Linked DNA regions of Homo sapiens: regions 2 and 3 are each linked to region 1. Evidence: chromatin loops called from intact Hi-C (ENCODE). Cell type or tissue: B cell. All regions are shown on one strand. Region 1 overlaps UBE2O (ubiquitin conjugating enzyme E2 O). Region 2 has its middle 5.9 kb from the start of RHBDF2. Region 3 overlaps PRCD (photoreceptor disc component).

Region 1 (8,000 bases):
ATTCTCCAGCTTCTCAGCAGTCACTCACGGTAAAATACACATTTTATATCATGACCCGGGACACATACGTGTTATATATGCAACTGAACGGGTTTTTTCAAAATATTTTAACTGCAGTTACTTTTTGCCAACCTAATAGTACTTATTCTTACCACATGTATATTAATGCACTCAGGTTTTTTTTTGTCCAGTGTTGACCATGACCCACTAAATTGGTTCTATAACCCACTAATGGGTCACAACACATGGTTTGAAAAAAAGTGCTGCTTTGGGGAATATGCCATTCTACGATTTCCGCAGCTTTTTCAGAAATCCACACTGGGATAAACTTTCCAATCTGGTGTAAGTAGCTTCTCAGGCCATCAAGCTGCATTAACATTGTGGGATGGGGGTGAATGTCACTGGTCCTTACTTCCTCCACCCCATCCCTACGTCAGATTCTTGCAAAATCTTTAAAGACCATATGTGTACCTTATTTTATGTTTGTATTCTTGTCTAGCCTTGAATATATAGGAATCACTAAAAAAGTGGGATCCTAGGCCTCAGCAAGGTTTCCTGCTTCCACCCCCGCAAAACTGAGTTGGGTTTTTTTGTTTCATTTTGTTTTGTTTTGTTTTTGAGACAGAGTCTTGCCCTGTCTTCCAGTCACCTAGGCTGGAGTGCAATGGCGCAATCTCGGCTCACTGCAACCTCCGCCTCCCGGGTTCAAACGATTCTCCTGCCTCAGCCTCCCAAGTAGCTGGGATTACAGGTGCCCACCACCACGCCCAGGTAATTTTTGTATTTTTAATAGAGACGGGGTTTCACCGTGTTGGCCAGGCTGGTCTCGAACTCCTGACCTTGTGATCTGTCTGCCTCAGCCTTCCAAAGCACTGGGATTACAGGCTTGAGCCACTGCGCCCGGCCGAGTTGGTTTTCTTAGTTTGAAAAATATATATGCACTAACACACGTGACCCCTGTCTTGAACTATAGTGGCGCCACACCTGTGCTGGCAGTGGAGTGGGCACATGGCAGCGTGGAGCTAGACCCTTCAAGCTCAGGGACAACCAAAGAGCCAGAGAGGCCTCAGCTGAGACAGGAGGGGAGGGAGAGAGGCTGGTTAGGAGCCCCTGAGGTCCCCAGCACAATTGGAAGCTCTGTCTCTCCCACACCCCCAGTTGGCCACTGTCAAGTTCACTCTTTTTCTATACACCTAGGACTCAGACCCAGCTCAGACAATAAGAGATGGGGGGTCAGGGAGGGGGTGGAGGAGTGGCGTTTCTCAGATTGTTTTTACTCTTTGGGAAGTATCAAGTTGGAATTTAGAAGTTTCCAGTGCTGGTCTAACCTCATCTTCCTTTTAGGAATCTGGTCTTTGAGTCCTGGCCTAGGTCAACAGCTTCAGTCCTGTGTGTGGCTGCTGGACCTTCAGAGGTCTAGGGTCTGGCTTAGTCCTACAAAGGGAAAGCCTCACTCTTTGAACACAAATCCAGGAGCCATTGCAAGCTGACCTGTTGTCTACACACTCACCAGGGACCTAGTGTGGGGCTGGTCGTCCGCTTGTCCTTGAGGTCCCAGGCTGTCTGTGAAGCCTCAGCGGGCACTTGGCATGATGCTGGACCTTTTCTGTTTGAGACTACTGCAAGCTGTGAGCTGAAAACCTAGTATTGGGGCCAGGCACAGTGGCTCACGCCTGTAATCCCAGCACTTTGGGAGGCTGAGGCAAGAGGATCACTTGAGCTCAGGAGTTCAAGAACAGCCTGGGCAACATGGTAAAACCCAGTCTCTACAAAAAAAATAAAATTAGCCGGGTGGTGGCATGTGCCTGTAGTCCCAGCTACTCAGGAGGCTGAGGCAGAAGGATTACTTGAGCCCAGGTGGTTGAGGCTGCAGTGAACCCTGCTTGCGCCACTGCCCTCCAACCTGGGTGGCAGAGTGAGACCCTGTCTCAAGAAAAAAAAGAAAAAATCTGGTATTGATTACATCACTAACCTCCAGAAGCGGTGGGGTTGCCTTTTACCCCGGGATTAAAAGAGAGCACCCATGTCTCGTCCTGTTTGGCCTTCCCTGGTGTCTGACACCTGGAGATGACTGTGGCATGGCTGGTGGCTTCCAGCCTTGAGCTGTAAGTGCTTAGGCTCCATGCAGGCCCCTGCTTTTGGACTTCTTCCAGCTCCCCTTTTTGAACTGGGAGCCCATTTAGTGTTCAAATGCTGGTGCTAGTGGCCAGGCACAAAGCCGCCTTTTCCCTTGGGGCAAGGGCATGGCCTCCAGGAGCAGCCCAGCCTTTAGGAGCCATCCGCTCCTACAGGGACATGACAATCAAAATCACTTGAAAGTAGCTTCTTGGCCAGGTGGAGCGGCTCACACCTGTAATCCCAACACTTTGGTGGCAGGAGGATTGCTTCAGCCCAGGAATTTGAGACCAGCCTGGGTAACATGGCAAAACCCTTTCTCTACAAAAAATTACAAAAATTAGCCAAGCATGGTGGCGTACGCCTGTAGTCCCAGCTATTCAGGAGACAGGTGGGAGTATTACCTGGAAGATGGAGCCATGATTGCACTCCAGCCTGGGCGACAGAGTGAAACTCTGTTCTTCCCACCCACCCCCTCCCCCACCACACCAAAAAAAAGTAGCTTCTTTATTTAGCGTCTTTGTATTTTCAACATGTTGATCAGCCTCAGTTTGTGTTTTCTATTCCTGGATCACTTTATACAGTGAATTTGGATTCCACCTGGTCAGTCAAGGTCAGTGTTATGAATGAGAGTCTGGACCAGGAGCTGCAGGACGAGCTAGTTGCTTTTGCTGTGTTATTGGGGGTCAGCCTCAAGACTGCAGCTCAGAGAAGCAGCATGTGCCTTGGGAGTCAGGCAGCCGTGGAGGGAGAGTGCTCCTGGCAGGAGAGGCCCCCGGTGAGCTTCCCCGGCTCCTGAATGCCTGCTCTGAGTGGCCCCCAGCATAGCTTCGGGGAGCTCAAATGGGGCACAACAGAAGTGCCCAGCCTCCTGCCACGTTGCCCTCTGCCCTGGCATTGTCCCTGACCCCTCACTTACCATTTGATTGCTTTCCTACTTGATGTATCCAGAGGCTGGTCCGCAGACCCACCTTCTCTGCCATTGTTCGGGTCTCAGCACCTGCGTCTCCAGAGCACCTTCAGGGCTTCTCAGCTGTGGCACTGCGGGTGCGTTGGCCACGCCATTCTTCGTTGAGGGATGTCCTGTGCGTTGTTAGATGCTCAGCATTCTGGCCTCTGCCCACTAGATACCAGAACCCCCACCACCCTTTATGACCACCGAAAGTGTCTCCAGACATTGCCAAATGTCCTTTGAGGAGCAAAATTACCCCTAGGTGAGAACCACTGGGCTAACCAGCCTCCGTGCTCCCTCTCTCAGCACGTTCCCTGCCCAAAAATCAGGTAATGTTTTGGATATCACCATCAGGCAGGGCTCTGAGTGGAGGCCTTCAGGGGCTTCCATCTTGCTCAGGATAGAATCTCAAGCCCTCCCTGTGGCTCTCTAAGGCCTGAATAACAGCACCATGCCTTCTGCCTTCTTGAAGCCTTGCCGGCCTGTGCCAGTCACCCCACCCAGCACCTTGACAGCTACTCCTCCCTGCTTGGTAAGCTCATTCCCCATCTCATCCCGATCTCTGGTTCAGCATCACCTCGGAGGGGCCTTTCCTGACCACACATTTAAAATTCTTCACTGTGCTCTCCCTCTGCTGGCCCCCATGTGGCCTAGTTTTTCTTCATGGCACTTGGTACCACCTTCTCTGCGTCTGTCTGTCTGCATCCCCCCTGCAGGAGAATGGGCGCTTAGCATGTGCCAGAATCCCTCTCCTCGGAGGGCAACTGTGTTGTTTGCTGCTCCTGTTTCCAGAGGAGGCACAGAGGATGTCGGTCCTGGGTTCCACTGGGCAGCCCCACTGTTGAGTCACATGTGTGCAAAGTGGTGTGTGTTTGCCAGGGGCGGTGGCTCACGCCTGTAATCCCAGCACTTTGGGAGGCTGAGGAGGGCAGGTCATGGGGTCAGGAGTTGGAGACCAGCCTGACCAACATGGTGAAACTCCATCTCTACTAGAAATACAAAAATTAGCCGGGCATGGTTGTGCATGCCTGTAATCCCACTACTCAGGAGGCTGAGGCAGGAGAATCACTTGAACCCCAGAGGCGGAGGTTGCAGTGAGCTGAGGTCGTGCCACTGCACTCCAACCTGGGCGACAAAGCGAGACTCTGTCTCAAAAAAAAAAAAAGTAGTGTGTGTTCATTTTAAACCAGCCACCACCCCTTCTGGCTTAGAGACACTGTTAGCATTTTGGCATCTTGTCTTGTCCTTTTTCTGTTCAGAAACCTCTGATAGTTACGACTCTCTAAGAAATAGACAATAGGCTGGGCGCGGTGGCTCACGCCTGTAATCCCAGCACTTTGGGAGGCCGAGGCTGGCAGATCACGAGGTTAGGAGATCGAGAGCATCGTGGCTAATATGGTGAAACCCCGTCTCTACTGAAAATACAAAAAATTAGCCGGGCGTGGTGGCGGGCGCCTGTAGTCCCAGCTACTCAGGAGGCTGAGGCAGGAGGATGGCGTGAACCCGGGAGGCGGAGCTTGCAGTGAGCCGAGATCGCGCCACTGCACTCCAGCCTGGGCCAGAGAGTGAGACTCCATCTCAAAAAAAAAAAAGAAATGTTAGACAATAAATAGCTCACCAACTCTGAGGTTGTTTAGAATTTCAGAGCCCATGAGGACAGTTGAAATCTCTTCACCCCCGACCCCAGATCCCCTCCTAGTAACAATTTTTTTTTAAACTACAAGCAGGGCACCCCTTAACAGTAGGGATTGGGTTTATTCCAAGGTTTAGTTTTGTTCACAAATCTGGTGCTTTCCCAGAGTGGGCACAGTGCCCTCTAGTGTTCACCTGCCAGGCCGGCTGGCACCTGTCATTTGCTCTTTGGAGGTAGAAGGGGAAGTGGAGGGCAAACTGTGCCTAGCAGGCATCCGCAGTCAGTGGCCACCATTGCTGCCTTCCACTTGCCTCAGAAATGAAGAGAGTTTTTCTTTCTTTCATAAGCAGAAGAATCACTGTCTTTAAATGTGTAGACCTGCCAGAAGTCTTTCCCTGTCTCTGTAGCTCTGGGGAGAGATGAGCTTTTTATTTGGTTAAGAGAATGGACTCTGGAGCCAAACTGCCTGCGTTCAGGTCCCAGCTCCACTACTTGTGACATTGAATGAGTTGCTTATTTTCTCTTGGTCTCAGTTTGCGTATCTGCAAAATGAGCATGGCAGTGATGTGCTTCATGGGTTGTGGAGCACCTCATGGGCGAAGACAGTGAAACGCTTGGAGAACTGTCTGCCAGGTAGGAAGCACCTGGTTAGCATGAGGCGAAAAACTCCAGAGCTCTTGCATTCGCCAGGAGCACGTCGGTTCCTTCCTGACGGGGGCACTGAAAGGCTTTGTGAAGCAGGTTGTGCATACGGGGGCAGGGAGAGGAGGACATTTGGAAGTAACTGTTCAGTGGAGTGGCTCACAGATGGGAGGGTATGGGCTTATTTGGAGAAAGCCAGTGCCCAGTATGGGTGGGGTATAGGAAGTTAGGAAGGAAAGTCACAAGAGCCTCCCAAGTCATCCTAAGTCCTTCCACATGCCGTTGTCTTGGGTTCTAATTCCCAGTGGAAGGGAGTGTAGCCACCATGTTACCATCCCCCAGCCCCTTGTCGCTCCCACTCTGCTCCCAGCACCATCAGGTCTTTGGAGAAATGTAACTCCTTGTCATAGAAAGGTCAGAAGAGCCCCTGGAGGCAGCATCCTGGTGAGGTGGAGCTGCTGTTGTCTGGAGACCCCACGGGAAGAATGGCATTTGCTGCCAGCCTCCCTCTCCTGGGAGCACTGGGCACTGCCTGCCCTGCCAGCCTCTGGCCTTGCCATGATGCCAGCTTTCACCAGCTGTTTTTTTCTGCTTCAGCCTCAGAGTTGACACCTCGGTTTCCCCTGCACTCCCAAGGGTGCTGTTAGGCTGAACAGGGTGTTTCATCAGTGACGGCACTGATTTAGGTCTGTGTCTGCGTTCTTCTCTCCTCCTTTCCTGGCTGCTCTCTCAGGGACCCCCAAGTGGTGGAGGCAGCCCTCCTGCCACACATGGTGCAGCCCCCCTTGCATTGGATTCTCCTGTCCTGCCGCTTCTGGCTTCTCTGGGAGCAATTGTGGCTTTTTGAAGTCTAAAATGGGAGCAGGGGATTAAGATAGGGTGGGGCAGCACAAAAAAATGCCGTATCTCAGAGTGGAGATTTGGGCACAGAGGGTTACAGGCACAGAATATTCTTTGATTTAGAAAAGTGGCACCGTCACGCCAGCATGCCTCTCCAGCCTCCTGGGGTCTTGGAGCAGAGATAAGGAGAGCCTGACCTTTCAGGGGTCTTCACCCTGCAGCTCACAGGGCCAGTGATCACAGCTGCCGACCTTGCTGAGCACCTACTCTGTACCGTGCACCATGTGCCACCTGCGGTCCGCTGCCTTGGTGACTCCACCTCAGCCATGCTGAGACAGCTGCCATCATCTCTCCTTCCACATGTCGGCAGGAGTGGTTTGCCTGACGTTCCTGTGTCTGACTCAAGAACCCTGCGTTTAAGGACTGGGCAAGTTGTCATTTGAAACAGGCTCATACCTGGATGCAGTGGCTCACGCCTGTAATCCCAGCACTTTGGGAGGCTGAGGTGGGCAGATCACGAGGTCAGGAGTTCGAGACCAGCCTGGCCAACATGGTGAAGCCCCATCTCTACTAAAAATACAAAAATTAGCCGGGCGTGGTGGCACGTGCCTGCAGTCCCACCTACTCGGGAGGCTGAGACGGGAGAATTGCTTGAACCTGGGAGGCGAAGGTTGCAGCGAGCCGAGACTGCGCCATTGCACTCCAGTTTGGGCAACACAGCGAGACTCCATCTCAAAAAAAAAAAAAAAAAAAAAAAAACAACTTGGGCTCATGAGTTCCCATGGGACTCTCTGCACTGCTGGTTGGTGGTGGGGTTCATTGCTTTTCTTTCCTTTTTTTTTTTGTGAGTCACGTTCTTCTACTAGCAGAGTTTGTTTTAGTTGTCATTGCCAGCATTTAAGTGACCTTGAGCCAGTATCTTCCTTTTTCGGCGACTCAGTTCTCCTTTCTTGGTGGTGACCTCTCAGTGCCCCCAGGTCAAGAGAGGCCACCACGGAGGAGTGTCTGGTTGGCTATTTGAGGAAACAGCTCTCCAGCCATGTGGTTTGGGGTCTCGGAGGTGGACACACACAGAGACCCATCCATGATTATGACCCAGTGAAGAACCATAGAGGAGCTGCCCCAGGTTTGAGGAACCAGCTAAAAAAGACGCAGGCTGGCCTGGTGGGAGCATCACGTGCCTGGGCTTTTGGGCGATGGAGCAGCAGGAGGCAGTGGCCGCTGCCAGCTGTGCGTAAAGAGACAATCAGGTGCTCGTGCAGTTGGCCGGGCTCCAAGAGCCAACCATCCTGAGGGTTACTTAGCAGCCTGCAGGGCTCCAAGCGCAGCAGATAAGGTGCAGGCCGCAGCTGGTCAGGAGGATAACCCAGATTAGAACATGGTGTCCGGTGATAGCCAGGCTTCAGGGTGACCCACCGCAGCCCAGTGTCCTGCTTCTCCCCCAGCCCACTCTCCCTCAGCACTGATCAGCTAGGGCAGGCACTTGCAGAGGGCAGAAAAAAGATTGAACGCAAAGCAAATGTTTTGCTCTCTGTAGAATGGGCTGTTAAATCCTTCATTAAAGTGCAGCCTTATGTGATCTGTCATTGAGCTGCACTGTTCAGTGTGAGGAAGGCTACCTCCGGCAAGCCAAGTGCCTCTGGTGGGTGAGACAGTGACCACAGGGGCCCCAGGAGGCCTGTGGGCGTGACGCGCTCTGCCTGTGGGTCTGGGTGCTGGTCGGAGGTGTGTGCGGTCTGTGAAGATACTGCTAGCCAAACGCTTAGGATTTGTGCACTTAGCAGTGTGGATGTGACGCTTTCCTTCAGAAGCTGGAAG
Region 2 (8,000 bases), 98 kb before region 1:
ATGCGAGTCCAGTGGATGTCAGCTGTGGATAGGGTGCATGCTCCACTGTCCAGCTGGACTTCACTATAAGACACAAGTTCAAAGAAAAAATGATTACGCCTTCCAATGTGGGGACAGCAGAGCGTTAAACCAAGCACAGAGGCTTCTGAGCCCAGAGTCCTGTGCTACTGCCCAGCTGACACTCCTGTGTAGCGTCCCTGTCTCTGGACAACTGCCAGTGGGGAAAGAAAGCCTCAATCCAACAGCCAGACGGACATTGAATCCTGTCACCGAGGGAGTGAGCTTCAAAGTGGATTGTCCCCCAGTCAAGTCTCGAGATGACTGTAGCTTCTCGTTGACACCCTATGAGAGACCCTGAGCCAAAGGAACCAGCTAAGCCACGCCCAGATTCCTGGACCCACAGGAACTGAGTGATAATAAACGTGTGCTGTTTCAAGCAGCTAAGTTTTGGGATAAATTGTTTTGCAGCCAGAAATACCTAATACAGCTGGCATTCTTCTGTAAAGCAAAGCATTCCTTCCTCAAACCGGACAACTATTTGGCTGCTTTGAAATACAGTTTCTACTGGAAAGGCAGGATAGATGCTTGATTTTTTTGCCTCTCTGGGCCTGATACACACACACACACACACACACACACACACACACACACACATATATATATATACACACACACATATATACACATATATATATATACACATATATATATACACACATATATATACACACATATATATACACATATATATATATATATTTTTAAAGAGGTAGGATCTTGCTCTCTGGCTTGGGCTAGAATGCAGTGGCACAATCATGGCTCGCTGCAGCCTCAAACTCCTGGGCTCAAGCGATCCTCCTGCCTCAGCCTCCTGAGTAGCTTAGGACAACGGGTGCATGCCGCCACCTTCGGCTAATTTATTTTTCTTTCTTTCTTTCTTTCTTTTTTAGAAACTGAGTCTTGCTATGTTGCCCAGGCTGGTCTCAAACTCCTGAGCACAAGTGATCCTCCCACCTCAGCCTCCCTAAGTGCTGAGATTACCTGCCACTGGGCCTGGCCAAGAGTTTGGTTGAATAAATGCTTTGGTGGGGTCCCAAGAGTTTCTCTGGATTTCCCCAGTTTGAGTGTCTAATGAACAAATGACTTTTTTTTTTTTTTTTTTTTTAGACGGAGTCTCCCTCTGTCACCCAGGCTGGAGTGCAGTGGCGCAATCTTGGCTCACTGCAAGCTCCGCCTCCTGGGTTCACGCCATTCTCCTGCCTCAGGCTCCTGAGTAGCTGGGACTACAGGCACCCGCCACCACGCCCAGCTAATTTTTTTGTATTTTTAGTAGAGGCGGGGTTTCACCATGTTAGCCAGGAGGGTCTTGATCTCCTGACCTCGTGATCCACCCGCCTCGGAATCCCAAAGTGCTGGGATTACAGGCGTGAGTCACAGCACCCGGCCAATCGTTTTTCTTTCTGATGTTCAAATTGTTACAACTTGGCCAGTAGGAGTCCCTTCCAGCTGGCTCCTGTGTCCTTTTGACATGGCCCCATTAATCTTTTAAAGCTTCCTTGCTTTCTGCTGCGAACAACATGTGCCAGGCTCCTCATGCTCTTGCCCGGCCCTGGCCCTGGCCCTGGCCCTGGAGCCAGCCACTTCCCCAGGGTTCCTTGAGTGGCACCTGCCATTCAGACATGGAGATCTGGTTGCTAGGGATCATCACAGATTTGATTTACATCTCCCAAATTACTAGTGAGGTTGGATATCTTCTATATTCATTGACCATTTTTACTTATTCTTCTGTGAATTGTTCTTATCCTTTCTACCAAATTTCTATTAGATTTTTTTGTAATTTTTTTTTTTTTTGAGACGGAGTTTCGCTCTTATTGCCCAGGCTAAATGCAATGGCATGATCTCGGCTCACTGCAACCTCTGCCTCCTGGGTTCAAGCAATTCTCCTGCCTCAGCCTCCTGAGTAGCTGGGATTACAGGCACCCACCACCACACTCGGCTATTTTTTTTTTGTATTTTTAGTAGAACAGGATTTCACCATGTTGGCTAGGCTGGTCTTGAACTCCTGACCTCAGGTGATCCACCTGTCTCGGCCTCCCAAAGTGCTGGGATTATAGGCGTGAGCCACCACACCCGGCCTTATTTTGTAATTTTTTTAATTTTATTTTATTTTTTGAGACACGGTCTTGCTTAGTAGCCCAGGCTGGAATGCAGTGGCTCGATCTCAGCTCAATGCCACCTCCCCCTTCCTAATCCTCCCTCTCCCAATCCTCCCTCTCCCTGGTCCCTTTATTCTGGACTCAGGGCTGATGGCTCCAGGGCTCTGTCCTTGCCCCTCTTTTCTTCCCACACTCTTTTCTCAGTGAGCTCATCCAATCCCAAATTTAAATCCCAGCCCTGACATCTCTATCCTGATTCAGGCTGGAGCCTCCAGCTGCTTCCTGGACCCCTCACGCTTCGTGTGGACGAAGCGGAACCCCTGCCAAAGCCTCCTCTTCCCTGGCTATTTCCCCTCGAAAGTGGAGGCTCTGTTTGCCAATTTAAATAGGCAAGAAGCCCTGGAGTCCTCCTCAACTGTCCTCTCTTTCACCCCTCACATCCCATCCATCAGTAAATCACGTTAAACAGGGCGCGATGGCTCGAGCTTGTATTCCCAGCTACTAGAGAGGTGGAGGCAGGAGGATTGTTTAAGCCCAGGAGTTTGAGGCCAGCCTGGGCAACATAGTGAGACCCCATCACTATTACTTTTTTTAAAAGAGACTAGGGCTGGGCACGGTGGCTCACGCCTGTAATCCCAGCACTTTAGGAGGCTGAGGAAGGCGGATCACGAGGTCAGGAGATAGAGACCATCCTGGCTAACACAATGAAATCCCGTCTCTACTAAAAATACAAAAAATTAGCCGGGCGTGGTGGTGGGTACCTGTAGCCCCAGATACTCAGGAAGCTGAGGCAGGAGAATGGTGTGAACTGGGGAGGCAGAGCTTGCAGTGAACCGAGATCGTGCCATTGCACTCCAGCCTGGGCGACAGAGCAAGACTCTGTCTCAAAAAAAAAAAAAAAAAAAAAAAGACTAAATGAGGTCCTGTTTCTCCTCTCAAATCTCTCCATGAGAGAAGAAGGAGGTTGTGTACATGAGCGTGGACACCACAGAGGAGGGAGCTTGTCCAGAAGGGGCGTCAAGGAAAGTTCTGGAAAAGAGGTGCAGAGCAGCTCAAGGCTCCGTGAGGAAGGGAGACCATGTCAGCGGTGGAGACCCTGGAGGCAAGTGAGCAGAGACTGGGAGCTACAGAAAGCCAAATCTGTGATGGAGAACATACCAGGTAAGACCAGGGAAGTATGTTGGCACCAGGTTGTGGGGCTCTCGATGGCTGAGGAGCTCAGACTGTCTTTGGGAGGTGACCTAGAGCCACTGGAGATCCTGGAACAGGAGCAGTGGTGGCCACAGAGCTGGCAGCCTGTGCAGGGTGGACTAGGGAAGGCATGGAGGCCACCCCGGGCTTACGCCTGAAGCAACCAGGGCAGCGGAAGAAACGGAAGGAGATGTGTGGATGGGCTGGTAGGACTGTAGCTGGTTGCTGTGGAGCAGGGGCAGAGAGGACCTATGATCAAGAAGTTAAAACTGTCAGACGCAGTGGCTCACACCTGTAATCCCAGCACTTTGGGAGGCCAAGGCAGATGGATCACTTGAGCCTAATAGTTCAAGACCAGCCTGGGCAACATAGCAAAACCCCATCTCTACAAAAATATAAAAATTAGACGGGTTTTATTTTTTTGTAGAGATGGCATCTGGCCACGTTGCCCAGGCTGAGCTCAAACTCCTGGACTCAAGTGATCCTCCCGCCTCAGCCTCCCAAAATGCTGGGATTATAGATGTGGGCCACCTTGCCCAGCTGTTTGGCTTTTAACTTTGTCTACAGTGCCTTTTGTGGCACGGAAATTGGTGGCATTTATGTCAATCTGTCAATCTTCTGGTTTATGGCTTCTGGATGGCATGTCTTTCTAGGGTGGCCTCAGTATTCCAAAGTTAAGTAACTTGCTTAATCTCACAAGCTAATTAGTGATGAGCTGGGTGTACCTGAACATTTGCATGCCCCCGAGGCCAGCGCCCTTCCCCCGGGCCTCACTCTCCTCCCAGGGTGACTGAGGCCTCCAAGGTTGGGGAGGGAAGATACAGCAGTGATGGGCGCCTGAAAAATGAGCACAGCTGGGCTGAGCAGGTGACAGGGGCTCTGGAATAGCTTTCAAAGTCCATTCCCAAGGGCTAATGGGAATGACCGAGCCCTGGCTGAGACTAGGATGACCCAGTGGAGGGCTGACAGTGGGGTGAGAACACTGGTGAGGAGCAGCCTGCTGGGAGGGAGGTGGAGATGGATTTCAAGGGCACCATGGGGGAAGGAATAGCACCAGGAGGAGATAGCTGAAAAGTATCTCTGGGCCTAAGGAGTCTGACCACATCCGCCTCCTCCCCAGCACCCAGGAATGCCAGGCACCCTGGCTTCTCCCCTGGTGGCAGGCAGCTCCCAAGGTGCCTAAGGGTCTGGTGGCCCATGAACCCTTGGAGAGAGGTCACTCACTGGTGCCCTCCCCGGCATGTCGTAAAGGCAGGCAGGGTGGCAAGGAGAGGCGTTACAGAGGCTTTGGCATCTTGCTAACCACTGACGAGTCCTGTTGAGAGCGAGCCTGTGCCTCTGTGCCCTTAACCTTCAGGCTGGACTGCCAGGGTATCTGGTGAGAAAGCAGGTGGCGGGGAGCACTAAGACTGCGGCTTCCCCGGGTTCCCCTGACCACGTGGATTCCTTGGCGCGGTACCTCTTCTCGCCACCAGATGGCGATCCCGCATCATCAATCTCTGCGGCCAGGCGGGCAAGATCCTGTGGTTCCTTTCTCTGGGGCTCCCACCTGGGCCCACTCCCGCTGCCGACTCTCCCTGCTGGAGGCCTGGGGGTAAGGGGAGGTAAATCCAGAGCATATATGGAGAGGAAGTCTGGGGGCTTGTGTCAGCTAAATTCCGAAGAGAGGGGATGCCCTTCTCATCCCTCCCTCTACTCTGCTCCCCCAGCCACTCCCCTGCTCCCTCTCACCTGGCCTCCCCACCTTTGCCCAAACCCATCTGTCCTGAGCACAGCCAGAATGGCCCTTCCAAAAGATGGGAATGGTCCACCGGAATGGCTGGAAAGAGTATGGGTGTGGGGCCCAGCACCCAGCCCTGCTCTCTCTCACCACCTGTGCGTTCTTGGGCACAGTCCTACACTTCTCTGAACCTTGACAAGGAAGTCAGCATCCAGCATCCTCTCATTCAAAAGATTCACTGTTCCTTTTTTTTTTTTTTTTTTTTTTTTTGAGATGGAGTCTCACTCTGTCGCCCAGGGTGGAGTGCAGAGGCGCGATCTCAGCTCACTGCAGCCTCCACCTCCCAGGTTCAAGCGATTCTCCTGCCTCAGCCTCCCAAGTAGCTGGGATTACAGGCATGTGCGATCATGCCTGGCTAATTTTTGTATTTTTAGTAGAGATGGGGGTTCCATCATGTTGTCCAGGTGGGTCTCGAATTCCTGACCTCAAGTGATCCACCACCGGCTTGGCCTCCGAAAGTGCTGGGATTACAGGTGTGAGCCACCACACCCGGCCGCTCACGTTCTAAAAATGAAAAAAGCTAAACATAGACCCCTAATATTTTACTCCCGTGGACAAATACCAGGGCGTCCTTCAAAGGTGTGTTGTCGGAGCTTTTCTGAGTTTGCTAACTAATGGCTTCAAGACCCTCTGCCCTTTTCTTCCGAGGATCACAAAGTGAGTCTTGAGGGGGTCTCAGGGTGTGCAGTTCCCAGGGTGGGTCCCTCTCTGGGGCATGTTCTCCTGCCTTCCTCTAAGGCAGTACTCACTGAGGACCAACGCTTCTCAATGTCAAACTCTGTCGCTGGTCTTAATTCCACAGCAGCCTCAGTGTCCTCATCTGTAAAGCCTGACCTGCCTATCTGCAGAATTGTTGTCAAGATTTAAAAAATAAAATAGGCTGGGCGCAGTGGCTCATGCCTGTAAACCCAGCACTGTGGGAGGCCGAGGCGGGAAGATCGCTTGAGTCCAGGAGTTCAAGACCAGCCTGGGCAACATAGTGAGACCTCCATCTCTACAAACAATAAAGCAAAATTAGCTGAGTGTGGTGGCCTGTAGTCCCAGCTACTCAGGAGGTTGAGGTGGGAGGATCACTTGAGCCCAGGAGGTTGAGGCTACAGTGATTCCCATTGTACCACTGCACTCCAGCCTGGATGACAGAGCAAGATAACGGCCTCAAAAAATAATAATAGGCCGGGCACAGTGGCTCACACCTGTAATCCCAGTGCTTTGGGAGGCTGAAGTGGGCAGATCACGAGGTCAGGAGATCGAGACCATCCTGGCCAATATGGTGAAACCCCATCTCTACTAAAAATACAAAAAAAAAGGCCAGGCACAGTGGCTCATACTTGTAATCCCAGCACTTTGGGAGACAGAGGCAGGAGGATCACCTGAGGTTGGGAGTTCGAGACCAGCCTGACCAACATGGAGAAACCCCATCTCTACTAAAAATATACAAAATTAGCCAGGTGTGGTGGTGCATGCCTGTAATCCCAGCTACTTGGGAGGCTGAGGCAGGAGAATCGCTTGAACCCGAGAGGTGGAGGTTGTGGTGAGCCGAGATTGCGCCATTGCACTCCAGCCTGGGCAACAAGAGAGAAACTCTGTCTCAAAAAAAAAAAATTAGTTGGATGTGGTGGCGCATGCCTGTAATCCCAGCTGCTCGGGAAACTGAGACACGAGAATCACTTGAACCCAGAAGGCCGAGGTTGCAGTGAGTGGAGATTGCGCCACTGCACTCCAGCCTGGCGACAGAGCGAGACTGCGGTTCAAAAATAAATAAATAATAATAATAAATGAAATAGTGTCTGTGAAAGCATGTTTTAAAGGAGGGGACACAAGCAGAAAATATGAGGGTGCAATTTCCTAGTTGAAGAATGCCTCATGGGCTCCCCCTTGCTTACAGAAGAAAGTAAAAACCCTTATCCAGACACACAGCAGCCTCCACCCTGAGCCCCCGCTGCCTCCCCAGGCTTCTCCTGTCCTCCTCCTCACACAGCCTGCGATGTAGCCAAGCCATAGCACCAGAAGCTTCCCCACCACAGCCAGTTTCCCGGCTGTGTCTTCGTTCTTGTTCTTCCCACTAGAAATCCCTTTCCTTATCCCAATCTGTGAAGATCTTCCCTACACCTGTAGGTCCATAAAAATAAAAAAGCTTAGACGGTGTTTTTCACTTATTCTTTCTTTTTCTTTTCCTTTTTTTTTTTTTTTTTTTTTTGAGACAGAGTTTCCCTCTTATTGCTTAGGCTGGAGTGCAATGGTGCAATCTCAGCTCACTGCAACCTCTGCCTCCCGGGTTCAAGCGATTCTCCTGCCTCAGCCTCCCGAGTAGCTGGGATTACAGGCATGTGCCACCACGCCTGGCTAATTTTGTATTTTTAGTAGAGATGGGGTTTCTCCATGTTGGCCAGGCTGGTCTCGAACTCCCGACCTCAGGTGATCTGCCCGCCTCGGCCTCCCAAAATGCTGGTATTACAGGAGTGAGCCACTGCGCCCGGCCAACAGTGTTTTTCTTTAAGTTATAAAAGTAAAATATGTAAAGTGTAATCCCACCGATTTTGGAGGCCAAAGCAGGATCACTTGAATCCAGGAGTTTGAGGCCAGCCTGAGCGACGTAGTGAGGCCCCCCCCCACCGCCCACCACCATCTCTACAAAAAAAAAATTTAGTTAGCCAGAAAGGATGGCGTGCACCTATAGTCCCAGCTACTCAGGAGGCTGAAGTGGGAGGATCACTTGAGCCCCAGAGGTCGAGGCTGCAATAAGCCATGAGTATACTGTACTCCAGCCTGGGTGACACCAAAACCTTGTCTCAAAACAAAAACAAAGAGTTTAGACAGTGTTTCTCTTTAAGTTATGTAAGTAATATATGCACATGATACAAAATGAAAAGCAA
Region 3 (8,000 bases), 140 kb before region 1:
AACTCAAACAATCCAGCCTAAAAACCCATGGTCTCAGCCACCATGCCATGTTTCCTAAAAAAATTACGCTATGACAGTGGACCGTTTTTGCTTAACTCCAGAGACTTTAATTCACCCACCTAGAAAACCTGTCATGAAAATATAGAGGATTTTTTCCTGAGAGTTCTTAGGACCGTGAAACAGTGTCACAAATCCTGTTCAGAAAGCTGGGATCATGCAGATGACCAGGCAGATGGAAGAAAAGTAAAAATATAAAAATTTAAAAACCTGGGATCACTGCTTTAAGTTTCACCGAGCTTTAACTTTCTGGAAGAGGAGAAATATAACACAGACCCTACGCATTGAGAATAGATGGCGTTGGAGTTGTGGATTATCTGTGCTTGCCAACAGTGTACAGGAAAAAAAGCGATGCATTTGACTTCCCTGCTTGGCAGAGCCACTGCCTCTAGAGTATTACTCAAAAATTGATTTTTTAAAAATAAAAATAAATGAATTTGAAGACGATATAATGCTCCATGGATCTCTTCTGTTATTTCCTGGGCATGTCTCTCCATGCCCAGAAACCCTTGCCTTCTCACAGCTGTTGCATAACCTTTGCTTGTGGTGGTGTTTGTTCCTGTTGCCTTGAAAGTCCCTTCACTGCATTCTCTTCTCTGCTCTGCAAATTCCAGCTTGTACTTAAATACTTCCTGCGAAGTTTTGACTGAGACGCTGCAACAATTCCCGAGCTGTTTCATCGTGGCACCTTCCTGGTGGCAGGTGGATTAGCACATTGTCTGCAACCCAGGAGGACTTGGAGGAAAGTCCCAGCTCTGCTGATTCTAGCTGAGTAACCTTGGCAAAGGTCACCTCACTTCTCTCTGAGTCTTATTTTCTCATCTGTAAAATGAGGAGGAGGAGGAGGATCATCCAAACATCACGGGACTTCGTTAAATCAGTGCTTCGGGGCACTTAGCACAGCGCCTGGCGCAAGGTAAGCACTTGATAAATGGGAGTTCGTGTTATTTCAACATACTTTGAACACTCATCCCACTGTTTGATGATTATTTGTATGTCTGGCTTTTCTGCTAGATGGTGAGCAAAACAAGCATCATTCTTCATTCTTGTTTTGTTTCTAACTCTCTAAATCATCTTTATTCTCGTGTAACTTACATACAATACAGTATAACCATTTACAATGTATGGTTCAGTAGTCCAATAAGTGTATAGACCCATGTAACCACAATCCCAGTTAAGATTTAGAACACTGTTGTCACCTCAAAAGCACCTTCTTAGGCGGGTGCGGTGGCTCATGCCTGTAATCCCAGCACTTTGGGAGGCTGAGGCCGGTGGATCACCTGAGGTCAGGAGTTTGAGACCAGCCTGGCCAACGTGGCGAAACCCCGTCTCTACTAAAAATACAAAAAATTAGCTGGGCGTGGTGGTGGGCATCTGTAATCCCAGCTACTCAGGAGGCTGAGGCAGGAGAATCACTTGAACCTGGGAGGCGAGGTTGCAATGAGCCGAGATCGCACCATTGCACTCCAGCCTAGGTGATGAGAGCAAAACTCCATCTCAAAAAAAAAAAAAGAACCTTCTAGGCTGGGCACGGTGGCTCACACCTGTAATCCCACCACTTTGGGAGGCCGAGGCGGGTGGATCACTTGAGGTCAGGAGTTCAAGACCAGCCTGGCCAATATGATGAAACCCCGTCTCTACTAAAAATACAAACATCAGCTGGGCGTGGTAGTGTAAGCTGGTAGTCCCTACTACTCAGGAGGCTGAGGCAGGAGAATTGCTTGAACTCAGGAGGTGGAGGTTGCAGTGAGCCAAGATCATGCCACTGCACTCCAGCCTGGGTGACAAAGTGAGACTCCATCTCAAAAAAAAGAAAAAAAAACAAACAAAAAAACAAAAACCTTCTTACCCTTGCAGTCAACCCCCACAATATCTAACCCCGGCCCCAGTCAACCACTGATGCCTTCTGTCACTATCAGTCGGTTCTGCCTGTTCTAGAATTCCGTGTACATGTCATCATCACACAGTAGGGGCTCTTTTGTGTCTGGCTTCTCTCAATTTACCCATGTCGTCGGCATCAGCAGTTCATTTCCTTTTCATTGCTGAGTATTATTCTATCTTTATATATCTCAGTGTGTTTATCTGTTCCCACGTCGAGGAATATTTGGGTTGTTTCCAGTTTGGAGCTGTTAGTAATAAAGCTGCCATGAACATCTTTGCAGTCTTTTTTGTGGATGTAAGTTTTCATTCCTCTGGGATAACTTTATAAGGAACCACCATGCTGGTTTCCCAAGTGGTTGTAACACTTCACCAGTCCCCAGCCGTGTATGACAGGGTGACATCTTGGACAGTACTTACTATGGTCGGCCTTCAGCTGTAACCACTCTGGTAGGCATGTAGTGGTATGTCATTGGGCTTTTGATTTGCATGTGGAGTATCTTTCTTCTTTCCCAAAGTGCTGGTATTACAGGCGTGAGCCACCGCGCCCAGCCGCATGTCGAACAACTTTCTATGTATTTTAGCTGTATGTTTATTTTTTGTTGTAGTGTCTATTAAAATCTTTCCCCACTTTTTTATTGGGCCATCTTATTATCGAATTGTAAAAGTTCTTTATGTATTCCGGATACAAGTCCTTTCTCAGATTTTTGTTTGGCAAATATTTACTCCTAGTCTTTCCAAGAGCAGAGGTTTAATTTTGATAAAGTCCAGTGTATTGATTTTTCTTTTCTGGTTAGTGCTTTTTGTATCCTGTTGAAAGGACCTTTCTTTCTCCATTGGATTGCCTTTCTGCATCTGTTTTTGGATTCCATTGATCTGTGTGTATATCCTTATGAATCTCACACTGTCTTGACCTCTGATTCTGTCTCCTCCTCACCTTAGCAAAGCCACTGTGGTCCGCTTGGGTTTCCCCTCCCCAAGGCACAGTCAGGGAACTGTCTCCAGGCAGAAGCTGAGGCAGTCATGGGGTCACTGTCCTGTGTGCTGCCTGTTGTCAAGTGTCTGCTGCTTATATCTTGCCCAGTTTTCTGGTTGTTTGTGGCAGAAGGTCTTAATCCGTTTCTGGATCCACAGTGCCTGGCACACAGCACTCCAGACACAGTTCATTACAGTTGCTTTCGATTGGGAAAGTCGGTGGGGCCCCCAGAGAGCTTCTGGTCCATCCCCTTCATTTTACTAAACTGTTCTTTTCCTGAGGAGATCATTAGTCCTCTGCGTCCTCACTCCAGCCCACCTGGGCTTGACAAATGTTTATCAAATGAGGAAACCGAGGTCCAGAGAACTAAAGGTCACAGGGACAGGCAGGGTTGGGCTGGCAGAACTAGGCCACCGAGGCTGGGGCCTTCCTATAGGACCAACCAGCAGGGCAGGGTCTGTCTCTCCTCGAGTGTCACTCCTGACACCTGATACAGGGTTTGTACATTGCAGGTTCCCAGGACACGCTTGTTAAATAAATGACCAAATGAACACATTAATTTATTTTAATGCTTAGTTCAAATGGCTTCTGCCTCTGCATATGATACTGTGTGTATTTGTGTATGTGTATGTCTCTCTGTGTGTATGTATGTTTATGTGTATCTGTGTGTGTGACTGTGTGTATGTGTATGCTATGTGTGTCTATAAGTGTATATGTCTGTATGTGTGTAAATGTGTATGTGTCGGTGTATATGTGTGTGTGTATGTGTGAATGTGTATGTCTGTGTATGCATGTGTATCTGTGATTATGTGTGTGTGTTTCTGTGTGTCTGTTTTATTTGTGTGTGTACATGTATGTCTGTGTGTATGTGTGTGAATGTTCGTATATGTGTATGTCTGTGTATGCATGTGTATGTGTGAATGTGTGTGTGAATGTGTATGTATGTGTATGTTTATGTGTATGTGTGTGTATATGTGTGTGAATATGTTTGTATATGTGTATGTGTGTGTGAATGTGTTATGTGTGTCTGTGTGTATGTGTATGTGTGTGAATATGTATATGTGTATGTCTGTGTGTGTGTGAATGTGTGTTGTGTGTGTGTGTGTGAATGTGTGTCTCTGTGAATGTGTGTATGTCTGTGTGTGTATTATATGTTTGTATAGGTATATGACTGTGTTTGTGTATGTGTGTGTGTGAATGTATGTGTCTCTGTGTGTGTGTGTCTGTGTGTGTGAATGTGGGTGTCTCTGTGTGTGAATATGTGTGTGTGTGTGTGTGTGAATGTGTGTGTGTTCACATAGGGACAGGATTGGCCTCTCCTCCCCAGGTGCACAGGCTGAGTCTGTTAGTAAATTTTTAAAAATTTTCTCAGTCCCCCACTACAGTCATCATCCCCACTAGGGGGCACATGTGTCACACAGAGAGGGTCTGTGCTCCTTAGGCACAAGGACTGGCTTCCCACTGTCAGCGGATCCCCCTGAAAGCCACCTCCTTGGTCTCCATGGCCTGCACCCTCCCCCTGCAAAAACAAATCAAAACAACCTTCCTCACCAGGCTCCGCATCTCCAGCTGGGCTGCTGGCTGCCATCCTGTCCTCTCCCCAGGGCCCTGCCCCTGGCTGAAGGAGGCAACAGAGTGGCAGTTGCAGTGACTGTGGGTGATGACCTCGCTGTCTGTCATCCCTGCCAGAGGCCACCACATCCTTCCTGAGGAAGACTGAGGGGTCCTAAAGGGGCAGCTCTCCTCTCCCCCTCACCTGGCAGGCAAGAACCAGCCTCTCAGGGCCTAGAGTCTGGTCTGCCCTTGAATGTGAGTTCCTGAAGACAGATTGGTGGCAATGACCCTGGCCAACACCAGCCCACTTGCAAAGGCAGGCTGGGCGGGACCACAGCTCCATTCCTTGTGCCTTGTAGACAGGTCACAATCAAAATTTCCTCACGGCCCCCAACTCGAGACTTGGGCCCCCTCTATCCCAAGCTTTGGTGTCAGATTTCCCAGGCTCAGGTCCTGGCTTCACTGCCAGCTATGAGTGACCTTGAGCAAGTTCTGTGAACCTCACTTTCCTTATTGGATAAATGATAACAGTTCCTGCCGCATAAATGAAACAGTGCGTAAAATACAGCAGCTGGCACAGTGCCTAGCACATAGTAAGCGCCCAATGCATGTTAGTGGTTATTAATCATACGATTAGTATCATCATTATGTTAACATAAGCTTCCGTGCGAACCAAACTGTTCTTCTGAGGTTCACAAAGAAGCATTATCTTCCTCTAGCTCTAGGTCTTGGGCTTCTTCCTAACAGTGAGGCCCCCCACAGAGAGGCTACGGGAGCCTGAGGAACCAGCAGGGTTTGCTCTCTCGCCATTGTGCCTGTCTCATAGTGGGCACTGTGCCCTACCCATCTAGTCTTGGCCCACCACCTGTACTGTTTGCCCTTGCCCAGGACTGCGCGCACACACACACACACACACACAAACCACACACACACACAACCGCACACTTGGAATGGGTGGGTACTCCCCAAGGTGACATCTACACCCCAGGGTGACAGTGGACAGCCACAGCTGCAGTGGCTACTTCCCTGGCTCCCACCACACCCCCACCGCCTCATTAGTTCCCTGGTCATGCTCCAGTCTCCAGGAGAGACTGGCAGCCGCTCTGAGCCTCAGTTGCAGGAGCAGCACCTCCCTGCTCCTGGTTGCTGCCCTCAGCCGCCCTGCAGCTCCAAGCAGCCTTTCCCCGTCACTCAGGCTCCCCCAGCAGAGATATTAGCATTCACACGGAGGAAGGTACCACAGCAGGGCAGCGCCTCCCGTCTTGTCAAGGAGCTGAGGTTCATTCCGGAAGCAGAGCCAGCTGGGAGTGGCGCTGTCCAGGTCGAGGTCACCACTGGAGGTTGGGACATGGTTCTGGGCACAGAGAGGCAGTGGTGGTCTTCTCCAGTACAGGCTTACAGGGGGCTTCCCCACCCCAGCAATGCCACCCTCTGCCATCCTCTGATCTGTTGCAGAACTACCGGTCGCCCAGCTCTGTGTATGTGGAGAGACGGCAGGAAGGACCAGAGAGTGAGGATGTGAGGAACTCTAGCCGTCCTGAATCTACCACTGTTCAGTAATTTACAGTTCAAACCGGATTGTGCCAGCTCACATATATGGGACACTTACCCAACATGCTAAGCATCTTCCACACGTTATCTAATCAACCCTTACAACTCTAAGAGACAGATACCAGTAGGATCTCCATCCTACAGCTAAAGAAACTGAGGCACAGAGGTGTTCAGAAACTTACCCAGGCCACAGAGGTAGGATGTGCTGGTGGAACAAGGTTCAAACCCAGGAGCTCTGACTCTGGACACCTTGCTCTTGGACTCTTGTTATTTCACAGTAGCCAGCACCCTAGACCAGAAGGGACCCCACCCTTTGGCTCAGCTCTCCCTCTCTAGCTGCCCTTTATCTGCCCTCTCCCAAGCCCCTGAGCACTCCTGCTCCCATTCCCAAGCAGCGGCTCTTTGCAAGGAAAGGGATGAAAAAGGACTCAGCCTCAGTGGGGACAGTGTCATAGTCAGGATTTAATTCCCCCATTTAAAGGTCCACCCTTGCCCTGAGCTTCACACTAAGCCCTGTGATGGGAGCCAGTGGGCCAAGGAAGGGGCACCCGGGTCCCAGGAGCCTTCTGTGGGGAGCTCTAGGCTGAGAGAGGTAACTTTCTGCAGCAGGAGCTGCAAATGTGCAGACTGCGCAGAGAGCCCAGGGGTGGGAGAGGCCCCGGGAATAAGAGGCGAGCGTGGGCTGGGTGTGCGGGGAAGGTGTAAACACAATCTGCTCCCACCAAAGCCAGCCTGCTCCCTGGGGGAGACAGCCCCCCCACCCGGCCCACATGGCACCCCAGCTGCCCAGGCAACCTCCAAGCCCAGGCAGCCACAGCCCCGCTGGCCGCCAGCAGCCCCTTCCTCTCTTTTTCCCGCCCTTCCTCTGGATGGATCCCTGGAGCAGCCACCACCTCCTGCGCAGGTTCTCGGAACAGTGGCGTGGAGGGGCGCTGCCCTGGGGAAGTGCGTCTGGGCCGTGAGCCAGCTCCATGACCTTGGCCTGACAATTCCTCAGACCAGTGGAAGGAGATGAGCAACTCGGAAATGGCAGCAAGGATGAGGTGACAGGAACATGGCAAATAGAGAATAAATGCAGATAGGATCGGGGAACACAGACTGGGTCCCGGGAACAGTGCCCTCTGGCCCTCAGCCTGACAGGCCTGTCACCAGGAAGGCCGATGCCTCCAAAGAGAGAGACAGGCTGACAGGAGCTGAGACAGGCGATCACGGGCTCACGGCCTGGGTCAGGCTGGCGCTCTGGCTTTGCCTCTGCAGGCTCCTTCCCTAGTGTGACTTTCCCCCTGCCTCCTGCCTGCCCTACTTTGAGAGGCTCCCACAGAACTGCCTTCGCACACACCCCAGCCAGGCTCCCCGAGGTACCAGCAGGCCCTCCCCAGCGGGGTGCACCTCCTCCCCCACCCTGAGCGCCTCCCCAGCGGTTCCCTCTGCTCTGCGGCATCCCTCACCCTTTCCCTTCCTTCCCTTCAGAGGCAGAGTGGCGGCTGAAGTGCTGCTGTCTAGAGAACTCCATCTTCTACTGCCTGGAAGTCAAGGGCACGGGCCAGCCAGGCAGAGACATCGCCGCTGGGCTGGGAGGGGGGCTGGCTGGGGAGGAGAGACGCGTGTGCACAGAGGCACGGGGGGTTTTTGAAGACTAATAGCTGTGAGACATCAGGAGCAGCTGCCTGCAGGGTCTGCTCCTGGATCTGGGAGCAGAAGCGGAAATCTGCTTTTATCTCTGCTCAGGATCATGCAGGATTGAAAAGAGAGAAATGGCAGAGCAGCTGGGGGCAAAGGAGGCAGCCGCCGGGACTGAGCATCAGCAAATTGATAAAAACAAGTGTCAGGCTTTTTCCTTCCCACACGCTACTGCCCGTTTGGAACACACGCGCTTGCACACATACAGAAAACACATTCGGAGGACAAGCTGTCCGTTGCTCCCATCCAGCTGCAGGCAGACATGTCACAGATCCAACTGGCATTTCTTATTGATAATTTCAGC

The links. A loop is a pair of places that touch in the nucleus more often than their neighbours do. Peaks named below come from ENCODE experiments on the same cell type or tissue, not always from the same donor. Only the 100,000 strongest peaks of a DNase experiment are listed, where the experiment ranks them.
Region 2: it touches region 1 in a loop (11-fold over the local background); 71 of 110 quality-filtered maps call a loop at or near these places.
Region 3: a loop joins it to region 1, with 13 times the contacts of the local background. A loop is called at or near these places in 4 of 110 quality-filtered maps.

The regions. Positions count from the first base shown.
Region 1 is chr17:76,405,634-76,413,633 of GRCh38, reverse strand. All of the region lies in intron 1 of UBE2O (ubiquitin conjugating enzyme E2 O), which reads left to right. Among named protein-coding and RNA genes, the nearest start is that of SPHK1, 25 kb to the right of the region's middle. In B cell, CTCF peaks have their summits at 4,688 and 4,888 (motif pointing left); DNase peaks (open chromatin) are centred at 4,893, 6,484, 7,203, 7,353 and 1 weaker place; H3K27ac peaks cover 1,134 bases.
Region 2 is chr17:76,503,364-76,511,363 of GRCh38, reverse strand. No RefSeq gene overlaps it. Among named protein-coding and RNA genes, the nearest start is that of RHBDF2, 5.9 kb to the right of the region's middle. RefSeq lists a silencer at 918-1,128. In B cell, CTCF peaks have their summits at 4,623 and 4,824 (motif pointing right); DNase peaks (open chromatin) are centred at 4,813 and 7,103.
Region 3 is chr17:76,543,835-76,551,834 of GRCh38, reverse strand. PRCD (photoreceptor disc component) reads right to left here. Exons shown (of 5, transcript NM_001077620.3): 5 at 6,459-8,000. It also overlaps a transcript of CYGB not described here. Among named protein-coding and RNA genes, the nearest start is that of PRCD, 7.8 kb to the right of the region's middle. RefSeq lists an enhancer at 4,022-4,525. In B cell, a CTCF peak has its summit at 4,315 (motif pointing right); a DNase peak (open chromatin) is centred at 4,334; H3K27me3 peaks cover 246 bases.